Regions from separate parts of the Homo sapiens genome. Here region 1 is linked to region 2. A link is a contact called in ENCODE Hi-C or POLR2A ChIA-PET data. All regions are on one chromosome and are shown on one strand. Each heading gives the region's core, a stretch centred on a gene start or an enhancer-like site at or near the end of the contact. The rest is flanking DNA. Distances are from core to core; before and after follow the strand shown.

Region 1 (5,273 bases), core at 1,085-3,584, 86 kb before region 2:
CTGCTGTCCACATGCTATTCTAGAGGCTTGCCCACTCCCTCATGCCTTGAACCTGTAAACACTGTGTAACCTTGACCAATATCATGTCTCTCATTCTTTCCTTTCTAAATAATGTTAGAAATGCAGAACCTCAGGCCTTCCCCCAGATCTGCTGAGTGTTTATTGAGATTACCCCATCCCTGTTCTTCTTTGGCCCATGGGGTATGTGGAGGGCTGATAACTAGACTTCTTAGTTCCGCATCTCCAGACCAAGAGGAAACCACATCCAGACCCAATGTAGGAACTACCATGAGATCTTGGACTTAATGTCTGATGCTTGTATTAGGGATGCAAATAATTGTGACAAGGAGGGATACTACGGTAGCTTGTGATACTATTTCAAAATATCTGTTGCCCCTCTAGGAGTGTTCCTTCCAGGTCGCTTTCTACATAGGGATTATATTTGTAACCCACTGAACTTAGGCTTAGCCATGTGACTTGCTTTGGCCAATAGAATGGGAGCAGAATGAACACATGTCACTTCTGAGGAGGAGTTTGAAGAAAAATCACATGGCTCACCATTGTCTCTTTTTCTTCTGCCTGGAGACTAGTAATGTTCCAGATAGAGCCTGCTCCTTCAGCCTGGATCCCAGAGCAGAGTTACAGCCAATCCACAACATCTGTATAGTATAAGTGAGAAATAACTGGAGTTATAAGCCACTGAGATTTTGGTGATGTTTGTTACCACAACACAACCAAGCCTACCCTTTCTTCATGATACAAGAGTAAATAGCAGGGCATGGTGGCTCATGCCTATAATCCCAGCACTTTGGGAGGTCGAGGCAGGTGGATCACTTGAGGCCAGGAGTTCAAGACTAACCTGGCCAACATGGTGAAACCCTGTCTCTACTAAAAATACAAAAATTAGCCATGCATGGTGGTACGCACCTGTAATCCCAGCTACTTGGGAGGCTGAGGCAGGAGAATCACTTGAACCTGGGAGGCAGAGGTTGCAGTAAGCTGAGATCATGCCACTGCACTCCAGCCTGGGTGACAGAGCAAGATTCCATCTCAAAAAAAAAAAAAAAAAAAAAAAGAGTAAATGAACAAGATGACAGGAGAATGCTTCTGTGTGATTCCATTTTTACAAAGTTTGCAAGCAGGCAAAACTAAACAATATATTATTTAGGAAAAAACCTGGAGTGGCAAAATTATAAAGAAAGCAAGAACATGAGTAACACAAAACTCACAAGGGTGGTTACTTTCGATCGAGGGTCAGAGAAACACAATTGGAGAGTTCTAAACTACTAAATTATATTTACTGTCTTGTGTGTGAATTTTACAACTTAAAGAAAAAGATTATGCCTGTAATCCCAGTTACTTGGAAGGCTGAAGTGGGAGAATCATTTGAGGCCAGGAGTTTGAGGCCAGCCTTGGAAAAATAGTGAGACCTCATCTTTAAAAAAATTTACTTAATTAGCCAGGCGTGGTTGTGCATGCCTATAGTTCCAGTTGCTCTAGAGACTGAGACAGGAGGATTGCTTGTGAGCCCAGGAGTTTGAGGCTGCAGTGAGCTATGATTGTGCCACTGTGCTCCAGCCTGGGCAACAGAGAGAGATCCTATCTCTTTAAAAAAAAAAAAAAAAAAGAAAAGAAAAGAAAAGAAAAAAAGAGCTTGCCAGACTGTTTTCCAAGTGACATACCAATATCTTCTGTCCATGTGCTGTTCTAGAAGCTTGCCTTTGGGAGGCTGAGGTGAGTGGATCACAAGGTCAGGAGTTCAAGACCAGCCTGGCCAATATGGTGAAACCCCATTTCTACTAAAAATACAAAAATTAGCAGGGTGTGGTGGCATGCGCCTGTAGTCCCAGCTACTCAGGAGGCTGAGGCAGGAGAATCACTTGAACCCGGGAGGTGGAGGTTGCAGTGAGCTAAGATCTAGTCACTGCACTCCAGCCTGGGCAACAGAGAGAGACTCCCTCTTGACAAAAAAAAAAAAAAAAAAAAAAAAAAAAAGAGGAAGCTTGCCCACTTCCTCATGCCTTGAACCTGGGAAAACTCTGTAACCTTGACCAATATCATATGATGCCATATGGTGCTCTGTGACTTCTGAGGCCAGGTCATAAAAATGCCATGCACTTGTGCTTTGCTTTCTCGGGACACCTTCCCTTGGACCCCAGTTACCAGCTAGTCTGATGAAGCCCAGCTAGCCCGTGTGGAGAGAACACATGGAGGGACCACGTGTAGGTGTTTGGGCTGAAAGCCCAGCTGAGGTTCCAGCCAAACCACCAGACATGTGGGTGAAGACGCCTCCGGATGACTCTAGCCCCCAATTGTTGAGTCATTCTCAGCTTTCAAGTCTTTCCAGCTGAGGTCTCAGACACCAGGGAGCAGAGGCTAGCCACCCCTGCTAGTTGCTGTCTAATTTCCTGACTCAAAGACTCTGTATGCAAAATAAAATGGTTGTTTTGTGCTACTTACATTAGGGGTGGTTTGTTATGTAGCAGTACATAACTGAAATCATTTATACATGCACACACACAGAGTTTGTGTGTGTGTGTGTGTGTGTGTGTGCACGCGCACATGTGTGTATGTATAAGAATTTCTCCCTTGGGCCCTATAAAAATAACATTAGATGGTTAGTTGCCCACAGAATGCTCTGTGGGAGACCCTGAGGGGTAGAAGTCCTGTAGGGGAGAAAAACAGAAAAAGACTATGAAGTCTAGGGTTTGGTCTTTGAGAAAGAAATTCTCCCTTCTTCTATGGTAAAGAAGAGGAAGGTGATTCAGTATTTGTGGCCAGAGAGTCCCACTAGACCGTTTCTTTCATGTGATCATTCACTGGTTTATTGAAGAATGAGTTCATTCATTACACAGTGGCTGATCATCTACAGGCATCAGGCTGTGAGTGGAGACCCCAATGTGTCATGGTACCTACCTCAAGGTTTGGACTCTCAGAGCCCAGAAGGAAAAGATGGAGAACAAGTGAATAGAGTTTGCTCCACAGAGTGTTAGGATAGTAGCAGGCAGGAGGTGCTGTAGAACTCCAGCCAGGTCTCACAGAAGACATCTGGGGTGTTCGAGAAAAGCTGAGTATTGGGAAAAAGGCTGAGGCAGGGCTTGCATGGCTGACATAATGTAAAACAGTCTTGGAACATGCCTGGGGTCCAGGGTCTAAAACCCCTCATGGCCTTTGGAACACCAAGCTCTGTGCCAAAGGGTGGAAACCTGCCCTGCCACACCACAATCTAAGCCCAGGGCATAAAACCCCTTGTGGCTTGGACAGAATCCAGGGCTCAGGGCTTAAAACTCCTTGTGGCCTCTGGAATGTGTCTAGACTTGCTGGCTTCTTGCTTCTAGCACTCCCAGGCTATTAGATCGATTGTAACTTAAACTAGAAGAACATGTTTCCCATTATCTCAAGTAGCAGAACATGTTCCATATGCTTCAAAGAAAATGCTAAACTGTCACAGTTGTAGATCATGTGCTTGATACACTGCTTTCTTTCAACCCCCACATCCTCACCACCTGCTTCTTTGTTTGATCACCAATAAATAGTGTGGGCTTCCAGAGCTCCGGGCCTTAGCAGCCTCCATACTAGCATTGGCCCCCTGATCCCACTTTATGCACTCTTGTCTTGTCTCATTCCTTTAACTCCACTGGACTTCGTAGCCCCCATGGCCTGGTGTTGGGTCTGATCACCCCAACATGGGGCCCCACCATCAATTCACATCTCCTTCCTCAACTGTATAGAATCTGGAGCAGAAAGAGCTGTGAATCTCAAGACTTTCTGCCGCTTGTTTATTCAGAGTCCAAACTCCCTAAGTATGGTGACCTCACAAGTATCCAGACACATTTTCCAGACTTCATGGCATCTGGAGAAAGGACGACTAACACAGCTGTGCCATGCCACTGTGCAATCAGGCACTCAGCTGCAGACACCAAAGGGAACTGTTTCACTACAGCTTGACTTGGCCTCTTGGCTGGCCCGTGGCTCTCTTGGCCTGCCGCAACAGGTACCCTTCACTGAAAAGGTATCTTGCTGAGCACAGGTTTCTGCCCAGCCCTCCTGCTGTGGCTTAAGACCTCCAGCACCTCCTATTTACTTGTGTGAGCAGGCAGCCATGTTCCTCCAGGCCTTGGGAAGGAAATATGATAGGAGAATGCCTTGGTGACAAGGATGCCCAAGGTATTGGGTTGAATTGTGTCCCCCCAAAATATATGTTCAAGTCCTAACCCCTGGTATCTGTGAATGTGACCTTATTTGGAAATAGGGTCTTTTGCAGATGTAATCAAGTTAAGATGAGGTCATACTGGATTAAGGTAGGCCCTAAGGCCAAAGACTGGTATCTTTATAAGAGAAAGGAGGAGGAGATTTGAATACGGAGAGATACACAGGGAAGAGGGCCAAGTGCAGATGCTGGAATGATGCATCTACAAACCAATACCACTAAGGATTGCCAGCAACTACCTGAAGAGAGGAGAGAGGCAAGAAAGGGATCCTCCTTCATACCCCTCAGAAGGAACCATGATTTTGAACTTCTAGCCTCCAGAACTGTGAGAGAACAAATTTCCGTTGTTTTAAGCCCCCAGGTTTGTGGTACTTTGTTACAGCAGATCTAGGAAACTCAGGGAAAAAATCCTAAATATTGCATAGCTTTCTCTTTCCAAAGAGAGGATATAGAGGAATGGTCACAAACACAAACATTTTAGTGATGCACACACCTGGTCCAAACTCTGAATCAATCATTCACTCGTTAATGTCTTTGGATGCATGATTGAACCCGAGTTTCCTTATGTGCAAAAGTAATAAAATGTACTCTTCAGATAATGTATGTAAAGTGCCAGGAACATAGCAGGTATTATGTAAATGGTAGATAATACCAGTATACTAGCCTCAGATTCCATTCTCTGCAATTACCAAGGAAGTCTTCCTTTTCCCTGGGATCCTGCATTAGGACAGAAGCAAGCAGAGTGCTGTTATTTCTATATCATGGGGGGCTTCTGGAAGGAAAGAGTTAGCACATGCTTGAAGATAACCAAAGCTAGAGTCTGTATAGACATAAGGAGGGTGAGGCAAAGTGGGGAAGCTAAAACTTCTCTGGAAAATTGTGGAAAAGCCTATATTCATTTGAAATACAAGGGATATTAGTCAATTATGCTGCATTTAGTGAAATGCCTCCTTCATGTGCATTAAAACAATGTAATGTCTAAGATCATTGTTTGTTCTTAGGAAGGGAGTGTTTGGCATTAATTTTACCCAAGAGTAAGCTACAGACTGTCAGGAAAAGAAAC
Region 2 (5,791 bases), core at 1,331-3,830:
TCTCCAACTCCTGGCCTCAAGGCATCCTCCTGCTTTGTACTCCCAAAACACTGGATTATAGGCATGAGCCATCATACCCAGTCATGCCATTTAACCATTTTAAGTGTATAACTCAGTAGCACTTAGTACATTCACAATTTTGTGCAAACTTACCCACTATCTAGTTCCAGCATATTCCATCATTCCAACATTCCAAATGGAAATCTTTCTACCTATGAAGCCGTCATTCCCCACTCCCCTTTTCCCCTACCCCCTGCAACCACCAATCTATTTTCTGTCTCTACAGATTTGCCTAGTCTGGGTATTTCATATAAATGGCATCATACGGCTGGGTGCGGTGGCTCACGCCTGTAATCCCAGCACTTTGAGAGGCCGAGGCAGGTGGATCAGGAGGTCAGGAGATCGAAACCATCCTGGCCAAAATGGTGAAACCCCGTCTCTACTAAAAATGCAGAAATTAGCCAGGCATGGTGGTGGTACCTGTAGTCCCAGCTACTACAGAGGCTGAGGCAGGAGAATCACTTGAACCCAGGGCGTGGGGGTTGCGGTGGGCTGAGATGGTGCCACTGCACTCCTACCTGGGTGACAGAGTGAGACTCCATCTCAAAAACAAATTAAAAAATAAATAAATGGCATTATACAATATAAGGCCTTTTGTATCTGTCTTCTTTCACTTAGCAGAATGTTTCTTAGGTTGGTTCATGTTGTAGCATGTAGTACTTCATTCCTTTTTATGACTGAATAATATTTCATTGCATGGATATTCCACTTTTATCCATTTATTGGTTGGTGACATCTAGTTGTTTCTACCTTTTGGCTATTGTGAAGAATGTTGCTGTGAACATTTGTGTATACGTTTTTGTTCGAACACTTGTTTTCAGTTCTTAGGAGTTGAATACCTGGGAGTGGAATTGCTGGATTACGCCGCTAATTCTATGATTAACTTAGGAACATTGGTTTGATTTTAGTTGCGTAACTCAGATTCTAATTTTATGTCACCATGCCTCAGTTTCCCTATAGGAGAGGGTGCAGAGGTGTCAGGTCAGACTGGTACCAGAGCCTGCCAGGCAAGGGCCACCTGCAAGGATAGAGAGACTGTGTCTCCCATTGTGCTAGTTCTCCCCTTCTTGTTCCCTGGCTGCTAGGAATGTGCATGATAATGACCAGCATGGATTCAGTGCTTACCAAGTTCCAGACGCCATTCCCAATGGGAAGTGTGAATGAAATGGCACTTGTCCTTTTACCTGAAATCCTTCCTCATGGCACTCTCATCCATTTTATTTCATTTTTATTTATTTATTTATTTAGAGACAGGGTCTTGCCCTGTCGCCTAGGCTGGAGCACAGTGGCACGATCACGGCTCACTGCAGCCTCAACTTCCTGGGCTCAAGCAATCCTCCAGCTTCAGCCTTCTGAGTACCTGGGACTACAGGCATGCACCATCACACTCGGCTAATTTTTAAATTTTTTATAGATACGGGATCTCGTTATGTTCCTCAGGCTGGTCCTGACCTCCTGGGCTCAGGCGATCTTCTTGTCTTGGCCTCCCAAAATGCTGGGATTACTGGTATGAGCCACTGTGCCCAGCCCTTCATCTATTTGAATATTATTTCAGTCATTTCATCAAATGTCCAGGTGTGTATGGAATGGCGAGGTTATGTAACAAGGTTTGGCTTCCTGTGTCCCAGACCCCCTTAGTCACTCTTGTGGGAACGCTCTTGTGTCTGGGACCCCAGGACTTATGGGAGGGGCAATATGATATAGTGACTATGCTACCTCCTGGCTGTGTGACCTCGGCCAAATTCCTTAACTGCCTATACCTGAGTTCTCCATCTATCAAATAAGAGCACTTTTTAAAATAGGGTTGTTGTGAGGATAGAAGTTAGTACACGTAACAGAGAGGTCCATGTTCTAACCCCAAAACCTGTGAATGTCACCTTATTTGGGAAAAGAGTCTTTGCAGATGTAATTAAGTCAGGGATCTTGAGATAAGGAGATCATCTTGGATTATCCAAGTGGGCCCTAAATCCAATGACAATGACAGGGGCAGAAGAGGAGGAGACATGCAGGGAGGAGGAGACATGCAGGGAGGAGGAGGTTGGAGTGAGGCAGCCACACACCAAAGAACACCTGGGGCCACCAGGAGCTAGAAGGGTCAAGGAAGGAGTCTCCTCTTGAGCCTTTGGAGGGAGCTTGGCCCAGCCAAATACCTTTTCAGGTTCCGGTTTCCAGAACTGTGAGAAAATAAGTTCTTGTTGTTTTAAGCCACCCAGTGTCTGGCAATTTATTACAGCATCCACAGGAAACTAATACAATGCTTAAAGCAGGACTCTTCTTAAGGAAGTGAGAGTGAGCTGCTATTATGTTAGGGTTAGCTATGATTTTGCTCTCTGAGCTGTGTCAACCACAGCCCAGAGAGTGCTGGGCCACAGGAACCTCTGGGCCGTATGCTGGGACTACAGGTGGCTCTGGGCTCTCTGCAGCTTTTTAAATGGTCACTCAGGCTCCCACGCCTAGTGGATACTTCCTCTCCTGAGGATTGACTCAGAATTTCAGAAGACCTCTGGACTCAGGCCAGTTCCCACAGCATCATGGAATATCTGGCTACAGGGAGTCCTCCTGGGAGCTCTAGCAGGGGCCTGGGGCTGGGGCTGCGGCTGCAGCTCTAGCAACCTTCAGGGACAGTGGGGCTGTCCATCCTACACTGCCCCGTGCCAGAAGGTCTGTTCTGACCCAGTGTGCCCTGTCCCCTTAGATGCAGTGCCAGAGCCATCTGATTCAGGGCCGTCACCCTTGTCTAGAGCCAGCTTATCTGATGCCAGGTCAGAAGGCCTCGGCAGGAAATGCTGCCTCCCACTTTGTTCTTTTTTTTTTTTTTTTTTGAGCTGGAGTTTCGCTCTTGTTGCCCAAGCTGGAGTGCAATGGCGTGATCTTGGCTCACTGCAACCTCCGCCTCCCAGGTTCAAGCAATTCTCCTGCCTCAGCCCCCCGAGTAACTGGAATTACAGGCATGCACCACCACGCCCAGCTAATTTTGTATTTTTAGTAGAGATGGGTTTTCTCCATGTTGATCAGACTGGTCTCAAACTCCCGACCTCAGGTGATCCACCCACCTCGGCCTCCAAAAGTGCTAGGATTACAGGTGTGAGCCACCGCGCCTGGCCCCACTTTGTTCTTGAGGAAGGATCAGGCTGAAATTCTAGGAATTTCCAAATGGACTGGGTTGGCTGGAGGGAAGAGGAAGTTAAAGGAATGTGAGGCTCAGGACTTGGGGTCTAGCTGGGAAGATGGTGAATCCCTCTTCAGTCCAGTGAGTGAGAAGCCCCTTCTGGCTTCCAGCACTTCGACAGGAGCCGCACAGGATGCCAAAGGTCCGTTTATTCCTGTTCTCCGCAGGGTCTGCCCTCTCAGGATTTCAAAGCATTTATAGTGTCTCAATCATTGTGTTTGCTCAGTGGATGGATCACTGCTTTTAAGACATCAAGTAAAAATGTAAAGAGCCTAACAATGGTTAGTGAGTCATTTTATAACTAGAATTATTACCCACTGGCTTATTCTCGCTTCCAAAATTTGGGTTTTTGTAAATTGAGTTTTCTGAAGTGGTTACGTATTTAAAAGGAAAAAAAGGAGAAAAATAAATTCTGCAGTCATACGTTCCAAAGAAGTAGCTACTATATATTATTCGGGACTTTCTATGTGCCAGAAACTATTTCATTGATTGATTGATGGAGACAAGGTCTTCCTCTGTCGCCCAGGCTGGAATGCAGTGGTATGACCATGGCTCAGTGCAGCCTCAATCTCCCAGGCTCAAGCAATCCTCCCACCTCAGCCTCCTGAGTAGCTGGGACTACAGGCTCATGCCACCACTCCCGGCTCCTTTTTAAATTTTTTATAGAGATAGAGTCTTGCTATGTTACCAGGACTGGTCTTGAACTCCTGGGCTCAAGCAATCCTCCCACCTCAGCCTCTCAAAGTGTTGGGATTACAGGCATGAGCCATCATGCCCAACTCAGGCACTATTTTAAATCATTAAATATATTATCTCTTTTAATCTTTATAGTTACTCTGTGTGATAAGCATGATCATGCATCACTTAACAACAGGGATATGCTCTTTGAAATGCATCATTAGGTGATTTCTTTGTTGTGAGAACATCATAGAGTGTCCTACACAAACGTAGATGGCATGGCCTACTACACACCTAGGCTATATGGTGTAACCTATTGCTCCTAGGCTACAAACCTGTATAGCATGTTACTGTACTGAATACTGTAGGCAATTGTAACACAATGGTAAGTTTTGTGTATCTAAACATGTCTAAACATAGAAAAGGTACAGTAAAAATACTGTAAAAAAGATTAAAAATGGGCCCGGCGTGATGGCTCCTGACTGTAATCCTAGTGCTTTGGGAGGCCAAGGCAGAAGGAATGCTCGAGGCCAGGAGTTCAAGATTAGCCTGGGCAACATAGTGAGACCCCGTCCCTAAAATTTTTAAAAAAAATTAGCCAGGCCTGATGGCATGTACCTGTAGTCCTAGCTTCTTGGGAGGCTGAGGAAGGATGATCACTTGAGACTAGGAGTTTGAGATCAGCCTGGGCAACACAGCAAGACCCCATCTCAAAAAAGAAAAGAAAAAAATGGTATGGTATACATATGGTACATGTATATAGGGCACTTACCATGAATGGAGTTTGCAGGACTAGAAGTTGCTCTGAGTGAGTTCATCAGTAAACAGTGAGTGAATATGAAGGCCTAGGACATTACTATACATGTTTGTATGACTACAGCACAGTGGGTTTGTTTACACCAGCATCACCCCAAACATACAAGTAATATGTTGTGCTATCACCCTCAACATGTGAATAATGTCAGCAGCTATAATGTCACTAGGTGATAGGAATTTTAAGTTCCATTATAATTTTTTTTTTTTGAGACGGAATTTTGCTCTTGTTGCCCAGGCTGGAGTGCAATGGTGCACTCTTGGCTCACCGCAACCCAGGTTCAAGCGATTCTCGTGTCTCAGCCTCCTGAGTAGCTGGGATTACAGGCATGCACCACCATGCCCAGCTAATTTTGTATTTTTAGTTGTGGGGGTTCAGTCAGGTTGGTGGGGAAAATTATAAGCCACAAACCTTCTTGGAAGGCCTGAAGGTTTTTGCAAAAGTCTCAGGATAAGGTTATGGCTGAAGGCAACCTAATTCTTACCTTGAGTAAATAGCTTAAAGTGGGTACAAAGGAAGGTAGAGTAGTTTATCTAACTAGCTTGTTTATTCATGTGGTCTTAAGACCAACCTTTGATCATTCACCGGTGCGTGGTAGCTCCCTCCAGGGTGGGGGCGACCAGGTTAATTACTTACCCACAGGTGTGTTTACTCACGACCTTTCTCAATTAATCCTTACTGAATGCAAGTCTCGCTGATAAGTCGAGGCCATGGCTGCTGACTCTGTACAGAACCTTCCTTGGTGTCTGTAAGTGGCACGGACACTCAGCCGGATTGGCAAAGCAGAATATCTATATGTCAATGTACATTATTCATCCATTGTTGGGTCAGGGTCTGCAGGACAGACCCCCGCATTTAGTAGAGATGGGGTTTTTCCATATTGGTCAGGCTGGTCTCGAACTCCCGACCTCAGGTGATCCACCTGCCTCGACCTCCCAAAATGCTGGGATTACAGGAGGGACCCACCGCACCTGGCCCCATTATAATCTTATGGGACCACTGTCATATATGCAATCCATTGTTTACTGAAATGCTGTTTGTGACACATGATGTACTATTATTATTATTAT

The links. Hi-C counts contacts between places; a loop is a spot of excess contacts on that map. ChIA-PET counts read pairs that join two places held with the same protein, here RNA polymerase II (POLR2A). Pooled maps may share reads with other maps.
Region 1: a loop to region 2 is called in a pooled map, with 6 times the contacts of the local background. The contact joins two enhancer-like sites. A Hi-C loop is called at or near these places in 3 of 37 single-sample maps with no recorded cell type and 4 of 50 pooled maps. POLR2A ChIA-PET finds 5 or more read pairs at or near these places in 5 of 52 experiments (AG04449, BJ, HCT116 and 2 more).

The regions. Positions count from the first base shown.
Region 1 is chr15:89,065,477-89,070,749 of GRCh38, reverse strand. CARMAL (coronary artery disease region linked MFGE8 regulatory lncRNA) reads right to left here. Exons shown (of 4, transcript NR_183882.1): 2 at 559-659. It also overlaps a transcript of ABHD2 not described here. Among named protein-coding and RNA genes, the nearest start is that of ABHD2, 20 kb to the left of the region's middle. RefSeq lists enhancers at 2,368-2,417, 2,468-2,517. Within about 2 kb of position 2,334, at least 4 of the 41 ENCODE cell types and tissues checked have a DNase peak (open chromatin) inside an H3K27ac peak, as active enhancers do.
Region 2 is chr15:88,979,434-88,985,224 of GRCh38, reverse strand. No RefSeq gene overlaps it. Among named protein-coding and RNA genes, the nearest start is that of CARMAL, 59 kb to the left of the region's middle. Within about 2 kb of position 2,580, at least 14 of the 41 ENCODE cell types and tissues checked have a DNase peak (open chromatin) inside an H3K27ac peak, as active enhancers do.